Linked DNA regions of Homo sapiens: region 1 is linked to region 2. A link is a contact called in ENCODE Hi-C or POLR2A ChIA-PET data. All regions are on one chromosome and are shown on one strand. Each heading gives the region's core, a stretch centred on a gene start or an enhancer-like site at or near the end of the contact. The rest is flanking DNA. Distances are from core to core; before and after follow the strand shown.

Region 1 (5,518 bases), core at 2,025-4,524, 2.7 Mb after region 2:
TTCAAGAAAAGAGTAATTTATAATCCACAAGCAGGGATGATAAGGCAAAGACATAAAAAATGGAGGATTTTTTTAAGTAGTTGGAAGTTGGTGGACACTCCCGGGCAGGCTTTACACTTCCAAGGCAGAAGTCTGAGTTGCGTGTCCTGCTCTTGGCCTGGGCAGATGGTGCACAGCTCAGGAACCCTTCTAGAATGTCATTACTGTGTGCAGATAAAACTGAAAGCAAAGGGGCTGGAACCCTTTCCGTTTGTTCTGCACCTGAAGGAGTTCAGAGAGAATAAAACAATATCTGGGCCATTTTTTTTTTCTGTTTCAAGTCTCTAAACAGAAAGAACAACAACAACAAAAAAAAAAACTGATTTGTACGGGAATCACTCCAGGCATGACAGGATCAGGAGGTACTTTATCCTGAGGTTCCTCTGAGCCATTAATTGCCATGCTGAAGGTGAAGAAACTGAAAGAATGGTTGAATGACCTGCTCCGGTTGACACAGGGAATGAGTGCCTTCTCCTCTGCAGAAGGAGGAACACCCTCCACCATGATGCTCTCCAAAACACCTGCACAGAGCACCCTGCTGGATGCCAGAGCCCTGTGAGGGCTTCCTGGTGCAGGTGAGGCCCGGCACAGCCAGCAGAAGGACTTATCCTGGCTAACAAAGACTTGTGTTACATGTCCCCCTTCAAAACTGGTGCCACATGTCTGTGTGACCTACCTGCTGGCCTCTCACTGCTAACTGAAGACAGGCACTATTTCCCCACCATAGTGGTCTTTTTGTCCTTCTCATGATTTATTGGATGCATAAAACAAACACATGAGCTGGCTCACACCTGTAATTCCAGGACTTTGGGAGGCCGAGACGGGCAGATCACGAGGTCAGGAGTTCAAGACCCATCTGGCCAACATAGTAAAACCCCATCTCTACTAAAAATACAAAAAATTAGCTGGGCATGGTAGCAGGCACCTGTAATCCCAGCTACTCAGGAGGCTGAGGCAGGAGAATCCTGTGAACCCGGGAGGCAGATGTTGCAGTGAGCTGAGATCACGCCACTGCACTCCAGCCTGGGCAACAGAGCAAGACTCTATCTCAAAACACACACACACACACACACACACACACACACACACACACACACACACGGAGGGCCAAAAAAAAATGGTAAGGAAGAAGAAGAATGGAGGCAGAAAAGATGCCACCCTGGAGAGGTGACCTGGCTGCTGTGGTAACGTGGACATGCTCAGCGCGTTTCAGGACTGTTAGGTTTCAGGGTCTGCCCACCTGCCTCTCCTGAGAGGGGGGCGACAGAGAGCTGGCTGCGTGCAGGGCTCTCCTGGGAATCTGGGCTCTCAGCCAGGCCACCCCACAGAAGTGTTCAGGGGCAGGGAGTTGTATATCCTGGAATGACTATTTAGAAAGGATATAACAGAGGGGAGAGAAAAATAAGGAAATGTGAGGAGTTAGGTCAATGCTTGCCCCTTCCCACGGGCCCACCCATGGTAACGCTGTGGCTCGCTGCAGGCCAGCCAGTATCTGGGAATACAGAGACGCATGATAGTGTCTTTCTACTCTGATTACAACTCCACTAGGTGCCAGCATTTTGCATGCAATCGCTCTATTAATCCTTTCAATGTCCTTGTGAGATAGGTCCATTTATCCCCATTCCACAGGTGAAGAAACTGAAAGAATGGTTGAATGACCTGCTCCGGCTGACACACGGAGTGAGTGGCTGAGCTGGGAAGAGAGACCAGTGGCGTGTAACTCAGAGTCCACGGTGTGTGATGTATGAAGGACTAAGAGAGACCAGTCAGGAGCAGCCGGAATCCCATCTGGAGCCTAAAGAGTTGTCTTTGGTGTAGAAAGTGTCTACCCCACCCCTAATTATATATCCAGTGAAGGCTGTTGCTTAACGTGGCTGTTGGCTCATAAACTGTAAGCACTATGAGAGCAAGTCTTTTCATCTGTGACCTCGATGTCCCCCTTGGTGCCATGGGCTGTGCCCATGTGCGCTAAATACACATGATCAGCCTATTGCTGTTTGGCCAGCTGTCTTTTTTTTTTTTTTTTTTTTTTTTTTTTTTGAGATGGAGTTTCGCTCTTTTTGGCCAGGTTGGAGTGCCATGGTGCAATCTCAGCTTACTGCAACCTCCACCTCCTGGGTTCAAATGATTCTCCTGCCTCAGCCTCCCAAGTAGCTGGGATTACAGGCATGCACCACCATGCCAAGCTAATTCTGTATTTTTAGTAGAGATAGGGTTTCACCATGTTGGCCAGTCTGGTCTCGAACTCCTGACCTCAGGTGATCCGCCTACCTCTGCTCCCGAAGTGCTGGGATTACAGATGTGAGCCACCATGCCCAGCCACCCAGCTGTCCTTTTAGGACACTTTCTGTACTCTCTGTAATAACAGAAGTCCCACACCAGGGCTGACTTTATAGAACCCTAGTTCCAAACTCTCTTAGTTCTGTCAGGAAAGCATTTGCATTTTTTTTTCTCCCCCGAGACAGGGTCTTGCTCTGTCACCCATGCTGGAGTGCAGTGGTGTGATAGCTCACTGCAGCCTCAAACTCCCCCAGCTCAAGCAATCCTCCCACCTCAGCCTCCCAAGTAGCTGAGACTACAGGCATAAGCCACCACACCTAGCCAGAAAAACTCTTTCTTTCTTTCTTTCTTTTTTTTTGAGATGGAGTCTTGCTCTGTCACCCAGGCTGGAGTGCAGTGGCTCGATCTTGGCTCACTGCAATCTCTGCCTCTCAGGTTCAAGCAATTCTCCTGCCTCAGCCTCCCAAGTAGCTGGGATTACAGGCATGCGCCATCACGCCCAACTAATTTTTGTATTTTTAGTAGAGATGGGGTTTCACCATGTTGGCCAGGCTGGCCTCGAACTCCTGACCTCAGGTGATCTACCAGCCTTGGCCTCCCAAAGTGCTGGGATTACAGGCGTGAGCCACCGCACCCGTGCCAGAAAAGCTTTTTTCTTAATAGCTCCCCTGGGAACCTCAGTTCTACCACCGAAGGTATACAATCACTCCAACAGATAACAAATCGACATTGTCGTGCATAAATGTAGAGCTGATCCGTATTTCATGTCAAAGGCCTGGACTGTGTGAAATTGGCTGGTATTTGTTCCAGAAGCACTTGTTCATGTTGAAGATGGGGCAGTTCTGAGTGGGTTAGCAGGCTGACGAGCTTGGCTCAGAAGCCGCTCACTATTGTTTGGGCTTTGCTTTTGACTTCACATCCTGAAATAAATGGTCGTTGCAGACCAGGCACGTGAGCAGGAAGTGGGCAGGGCTTAAAACACAGAGAAGTCATAACCTCTGCGGTTTGGTTCATGTTGTAATATGAAAACCAGGAAGCTTATCTTGCAGGAGGCTGATGTGTAAAAGTTCAGAATGGAGTGGAGCCCTCCCTCTTGGCACCCTATGCGCGGAGTCACCCTTTGTCTGCCACAGGAAGCACCCAGGTCCTGGCAGCTAGAAAACTGTAACAACTTGGAAACATTTCCCAAAATGTCATCATGGCATCAAAATGAGACAATCAATTTCTTGCAAAATTGTTTGCAAGAATACAATTTGATCAAAAGTAGAGTTAGACTTTTTTTTTTTTAAGACAGTTTCGATCTTGTTACCTAGGCTAGAGTGCAATGGTGATCTCTGCTTACTGCAACCTCTGCCTGCCAGGTTCAAGCGATTCTCTGCCTCAGCCTCCTGAATAGCTGGGACTACAGGTGTGCGCCACCATGCCCAGCTAATTTTTGTATTTTTAGTAGAGACGGGGTTTCACCATGTTGGCCAGGCTGGTCTGAAACTCCTGACCTCAGATGACCTGCCTGCCTCGGCCTCCCAAAGTGCTGGATTGTAAGCGTGAGCCACTACGCCCAGCCGAGTTAGACTTTCTCTAAGAACAGCCCCTCTGTGTGTTTTAACTTAAGTGAGAAACAACATGGGTGAGTCAGTGGTTGAAGGCAAGAGAGACACGGGAGAGACACTGATGCCCTGTCCATCCCTTCTCTGGGCCTCAGGGCATTCCAGCAGGTAGAGAACTCCACCCTCCTGCCTGCCTATCAGTCTGCTTGGTCTTGAAAGTCTGCTGCACAGAGTGGGTAGTGGCCATCTGAATCAGTGCTAACACAAAAGCTAGACAGCAATGCTTACAGGCTAGCCAGGAAAATGTTTTTACCAGAAAATTGCTTGAGAAGAGAACACAGAGTTTCAGTAGGGACATGACGATTGAGGATGGAAATGCTTGGTGAAGCAGAACATCCTGGCGTAGCCACAAGAAAACACAATAACCTTAAGGCAGTCACTCGAAGGCATCCTGGAGCCCCAGGCAGGGAGCATTTCACTTCACCAAGGCGTCTGGGGCCATCAAGTGGGAGAAAAAACTGAAGCCTAAAGCTCCTGCTACTGCTCTCTGAGCTCCCAGATCCCTGTACCTGACACCTGCCACACCTGGCTCGGCAGGTAACTAAGACTGGAAGAACCAGATGAGGAGTGGCTCTGCCACACTTATTTGAGAAAATGTCTGAGTAGTATCTGTCCAGCTAGGTCTTCCTGAGTTTCCCATGGCTCTTAAAGATTAGACATCATTAACTGAGTTTCCCAGCAGCACACCTGCCTGAGGTAGATTACAGTGTGGACTATTCCCTGTGAGAAGCTTCCTGCAGCATAGCGCCAGGGAAGGGCTAACCAAGATCGTGTCTTTGCAAAACACCTTTCAGACTGCAGCACCCCCAGGGTGAACTTCAGAGTCACTTTGATCTCAATTAGCATTCTTGGATATTATAAACAAACACCTAGACTCCCAGGGAGGGGAAAATCAGTACCCCAGGAAAATCACAGGAGATGGAGTTCTCAGGGCTTTATCACAGGCTGGCCATCGAAAGCCACAGGGAGCCCTCAGGCTAGCCAGGGTCACATCTCACCTCTGCCCAGCCACCCCAGGTGTTTCCTAGAAGCCCCCCCTTTTCCCGCTTTGGCCTGCCTGGCTCTTTTTGGCTTCTGAAAACAAAGAGAGGAGCTGTGTGCAGTCAGCCTGAGACACGTGGGAAGATGGTTGCTGCCCCTGCTGGCCCTAAAGCTCCAGAAAGCCAATGCCACCGTGCAGGCGGTGGAGAGCATATTCTGATATGGGAGGAGGAGGCGTCCGCAGACCCCTAGTTCCTAACTTTGGGTCATGGCCAAGGGACCTCCTGGGGAAAACTGCGTGCTAGAGAGCCGGTGAGCATATCTTAAGTTAGGCCCAAAGGGGACTGGGTGGGTTTCTTCCTCCAGCACCCCTGCTCTTCCCAAGAGGAGCCCCTTTCCTTCCCTGAGCTTCCCCTTCCCAGGCTCCTGTTTTGACAGGATGCCTGGGTCTGATCACAGCCACAGGCCCGTTTTGGGCTGTGTTCCCCCTGGAGTGTATTGGCCAAGGAATTCCTGGAGCATTTGAAGAAAGGCCCCTTCCCAGGGGCAGTATTCCTCCTGTAATTAAAAGGTTGCATTTCAAAGACACTTTTAATGACCCCAACCGTTGT
Region 2 (4,769 bases), core at 824-3,323:
AACAGCTGCTAGGTCTCACCACCTCACAAGTAAGAGATGGCTTTCTATTTCAAACTATGCAATATTAGTTAATATACAGAATGGGTATACATAGGTGCTTACTAATTGGCTACAGTATGGAAGGGTGTGTTCTCCAGTAATAAAGAAAATCTTATCATTTGTCTAATTCACTTACAGAATTACTCTCTCAGTACATCTTAAGCACTCTGTAGTAGAGACAGGATTTGGATTTTCTTTTTTAAATCCCAGATTTCAGTGGTATCAGCTTGTGACCTGAGTAATCTGTTTAACCTGAGCTTCAGTTTTCCTCATTTCGTAAAATGAGAATAATTATATTCTCACTGGGTTATTGCAAGAGCAAATGAAATCATGTGAAAGTGCAAAACAAATGCTAGTAGTTGTTACACATCGCAAAATGGCTCAGAGCACGGGTTTTTGTCAGAGCTTTTTGAAGCTACAGGCGATTCAAAGTCAGTACCTACACATTTAAATTATCTTAATAGATAAAAACAAATAACTATTGCGGGGAGACGATAAGAGTTTAGATCTTCCAAGTACCAAGCGTATATTCTTGCCAGAAATCGTTGTGTGTCGGGGGCGGATGGGGGGTGGGGGAGGCCGGGGGTATTCTACTCATACGTGGTTTCATACTCAGTGAAATCTCAAACAATAACTTGCTTTAAACAGAGAATAATTAATGGCGAGTTTGCAAACAATAGCATTTTGGCAGACAGTTCTTAAGTTCAGTAAAATGTGCAAAAACCTAAGCAAGGTTTTATGTGTATATAAATCTTGTCTTTTATTTTTTAAGACAACCCTGAAGTTTTCTGTGGAAACCAGAAAGGGCAAGAAATTGGTCTTAGGTTGCTCAAGGAAACTGGTACTCACTTGTACCCTGCGGCTATACATTATATACAGGAAAAGGAGGAGGGATCCAAGGAGGGCGTGGAGCTCCTGTGCGTGGTCCATTAATTCACATTTTGCTCTCTTCGGTTCACATCCTGCGCGGACTCCACCCAAGGCAACCGAGCGAGGGGGTGGGTGGGACTCACAGCCTACCAAATAACAGTCCCAGAAACCGAAACGAAATCGAGGTGGAATTCTGAAAACACGGCTCACCAGAAAGAGGGGTGGAGAAGGAGCGCGAGAGGAGACCCTTCTTTTGGCAGAAGAGGTATCCCTGGCCCTCGTTGCTTCCTGGGCTCCCCCCCATCCCCTCAATCGCAAACAGTTCCCTCCTTTCCTACGCATGGAAGAAGGAAGACACACACAGAGCAAGGCCACTCATCCTTGGAACGTGGGCGGAGAACACACAAGTATTCCTCAGAGAATTTCAAAAGGAAATCGAGGAAAAGCAACCTGGGAGAGGAGGAGGAAAGGAAACTGACTGCCAAGTGGGGGACCCGCGAGACGGTGGAAAGGAACTAAGCAGATAGCCTGCTGGGGCCTGCGCCCCAGGAAAGAAGGGCTACCTGTTGAATGGAACTGTCCCTGCGGAGGCGGAGAGGGAAGAAGGCGAGTCACCCCAGAGAGCGGAGCCGTTGTCCCTAGAGCAGCCTCGCTGGGGCTGGTGGCGAGGGATCTCAGCCCCAGTGCCTGCGGAGCCCCACCCTGAGAAGCCTTGGCTGCAGATACGGTGATGAGAGACACCGACAGAAACAAGGGAGAGGCGCACGACTGGAGCCGGTCTGGCCTGCTCCCGCGGTTAGTCACTCACATCTGATACTCGTCTATCGCCTCCACCAGCTGGCCCCAAGAGTCGAAGTCGGCGCCTCTCCTAAAACTGGCGCCCCAGCGCTGCAGCAGACTCCGGGTCACCTCCGACATGGCCGGTCCCCACCCCGTCCCCTCCCGCCCCTACCCCAGCAAGGCCGGGTTCTAGGGCGCCATCCTCCCCCGGCCTGGCCCCGACATTAACAGGGCCAGGAGGAACCGCTACGGCCACCACCGCCACCCGCCGAGGAGCCGCCCAAGCCCATTTGCCGCCACAGCCAAACTTTGCGGCTCCAAAGCGACCGCCCCGCCGAGACCCCGCCCCCGAGGCCCCGCCCCGGGTTAGGTTGAGGCCGCCCCACTGCGCCGAGGGCCGCCATCGCTATTGCGGCATTCTCCCTCGGCTCCGGAGGTAGGGGCAACTCTTCTCTTCCTGTCTGGGAAAAAGACCATAGCTCAAAAGGAAGGCCGAGGGAGAAGTTAGAAAGGGATGATGAACGAAGCGTTTTGAGGGGACTGCAACGCCGCGGCAATACCCGCCCCTGAGCTGCGCGCACTACCGCCTCGGTAGCTATCATGGCCGCCGGGTCACGTGACTCCGGCTTGGCGCCGTCCTGGTTTTCCGTCACCCTGGTTCTGTAGTCTCGGTTCTCCGACTCCCTCTTTTTCTCGCTTGTGGACTCCGATATATTGCCCTTCTTCCCTTAGAAGAACTGCTGAACCGACTCTGAGAAATTTGGTAAGTATGTCAGAGGATGGGTGTTTCTCAGTAATATCCCCCGCTACTTCCCCGGAGTCTCAAGCAATAGGATCACCCCCTTTTACATTAGTCTCCATAGACCCCTGGACAGTGGACCAAAAGTCTCCTTCTAGTGCCTTGAAACAAACGACAGAAAGAAAATCCATATTGGTCACCACAAATCAGTGGCATTAACAGCTAGATCCGCTGAATCCCCTTGCCCCGCATCTCCATTGGTCATTGGAGAGCTTATAATACAAGCTAAACTGGGGTTCGTTCGGCCGTTGTCTGGCCACCTCTCCCGGGTTGACAGTATCGGCTTTCCACAAAAATGCCTGTTTGGAAAGAGGGGAACTCAAGTGTTGGCGCGTGCGCACGGTCGCCGCCCGCTGCCTCGAACGGGACTGGGCACGGGAGGAAGAGGCTGGGTGGTAAACAGGAAGTGGGCGCTCAGAGCTCGGGGGCGGCGCTCAGGTAGGTTCCTCTGGGGACTCGGGGCTTCCGGGGTGGGGGTCCCTTGTTAGGAGCGGGAGTCCTCTTGTGGAAGTGTGTTAGCTTACAGCTTCGATCCGAATGTTGTATTGGTGGCTCTAAAGGCACCCTTGTCCCTGCGGGTGGGTGTGTCGTTCTTCTATCCCACCCTAGGAACTCCCGAAAACTGAAGACCGCCGGGTCGCAGAAGGGGAGAAGATGGGGCAGGGGCAGAAACCCTCTTCTTTCCTGAAGTAAAGATTCGCAAAACTTCAGACATTTTCATCCAGGAAGTAGGAGGCCGCATTAAAAGAAGTATTTGTGGAAGATTTCGCAGCCTCAAGTGCTGAGTGTGATATTATTTGTAGGCACATAGATGCTGTATTAGGCTATCGGAATTTATATGGAAGATGTGTAGAAGATGATATTTTCTGAAATAACTCGTTAAATGTTTTGAGTCCTAAATAAACCTGCTCAGTTTTTCGTTGGGTACACACTGTATTCTCTATTCATTAAGTATGTGGTGCTCCTCAAAACCAGCTTTGTCATGAATAAATAGCATAAAGGAAGCACTTAATGTAGGCATTTCATACACTGTACAGCCACCATTATTTTCTAATACTAGGAAAAGTCGATTGTCAGAATTTTTTAGTGCCTTCAAATTAAATGAACCTTATCAGAATTTTTTCTCAGTTACTTCCTGGAATCTAATTGCCATGTTTAGGTCTTCGCCTGGGCTTTCTCCTTATTATCTGCTGCACTACCTACCCAAGGACATTTAGACAAGACATGCTGCTTTTTTTTTTTTTTTTTTTTGAGACGGAGTCTCCCTCTGTCGCCCAGGCTGGAGTGCAGTGGTGCCATCTCGGCTCACTGCAAGCTCCGCCTCCTGGGTTCTCCTGCCTCAGCCTCCCAAGTAGCTGGGACTACAGGCGACCGCCACCATGCCCGGCTAATTTTTTTTTTGTACTTTTAGTAGAGTCACCGTGTTAGCCAGGATGGTCTCGATCTCCTGACCTTGTGATCTGCCCGCCTCGGCCTCCCAAAGTGCTGGGATTACAGGCGTGAGCCACCGCGCGTTTTTTTTTTTTTAAGTAGAAGGCATGGAACTTAATTTTTTTTTTAAGTTGGCATCTCACTTAGGTGGTGTTCCAAGTTTTTGTTTTTTGTTTTTTTTTTCCTTTTTCCTTTTTTGAGATAGGATCTTGCCCTGTCGCCCAGGCTGGAGTGCCATGGGGAGATCAGGGCTCACTGCAGCCTACGTCTCCTGGACTCAGGGGATCCTCCCTCCTCAGTCTTCCCAGTAGCTAGAACCACAGGCGTGGCTACCATCCCCGGCTGATTTTTGTAGAGACCGGGTCTCACCATGTTGCCCAAGCTAGTCTCAAATTCCTGAGCTCAAGCGATCCACCCACCTCGGCCTTCCAAACTGCTGAGATTACAGGCATGAGCCACCATGCCCAGCCCAATGTTTTCATTTTATAATAGAATTTATTGATCAAGTATTGTATTACATTTTTATTTTAAAAATATTCTTTAGGTATTTTTTGGAAAGTACATTTTATTGTAGAACACATGCTATAACCAATCCACTGTTGTCAGCAATATGTCGGAAATACAGCAGTTAACTTAAAACGTATTACAAGTAGCCTTAGCGATATAATCAGGGTTACCATTTGAACCCGTTTTGGAAATTACGTTCATCTGGTCCTGTGCCCTTTTTACTTGCAGTTGTCCAACCAAAATCTAGTACTTTGCTATTCAAAAGTGTCTGGGGACCAGCAGCATCAGCATCTCAGGTCCTGCCCCAGGCTATTGAATTAGAGCCTGCATTGGACAAAACCAC

What was found. A loop is a pair of places that touch in the nucleus more often than their neighbours do. ChIA-PET counts read pairs that join two places held with the same protein, here RNA polymerase II (POLR2A). Pooled maps may share reads with other maps.
Region 1: a loop to region 2 is called in a map of naive thymus-derived CD4-positive, alpha-beta T cell, with 6 times the contacts of the local background. The contact joins the enhancer-like site here to the promoter of BROX in region 2. A Hi-C loop is called at or near these places in 1 of 168 maps with a recorded cell type or tissue (naive thymus-derived CD4-positive, alpha-beta T cell), 1 of 37 single-sample maps with no recorded cell type and 8 of 50 pooled maps. POLR2A ChIA-PET finds 5 or more read pairs at or near these places in 1 of 52 experiments (activated T-cell).

Annotation. Positions count from the first base shown.
Region 1 is chr1:225,441,762-225,447,279 of GRCh38, forward strand. No RefSeq gene overlaps it. Among named protein-coding and RNA genes, the nearest start is that of LBR, 16 kb to the left of the region's middle. RefSeq lists enhancers at 2,875-2,944, 3,445-3,494, 4,390-4,950, 4,951-5,511, 5,512-5,518 and a cis regulatory region at 3,049-3,588. Within about 2 kb of position 3,275, at least 31 of the 41 ENCODE cell types and tissues checked have a DNase peak (open chromatin) inside an H3K27ac peak, as active enhancers do.
Region 2 is chr1:222,710,491-222,715,259 of GRCh38, forward strand. It overlaps BROX (BRO1 domain and CAAX motif containing), which reads left to right and starts at 2,074. Exons shown (of 13, transcript NM_144695.4): 1 at 2,074-2,452. It overlaps AIDA (axin interactor, dorsalization associated), which reads right to left and starts at 2,001. Exons shown (of 10, transcript NM_022831.4): 1 at 1,718-2,001. The coding sequence starts at 1,827. RefSeq lists enhancers at 1,769-2,683, 3,052-3,271 and a silencer at 1,882-2,101.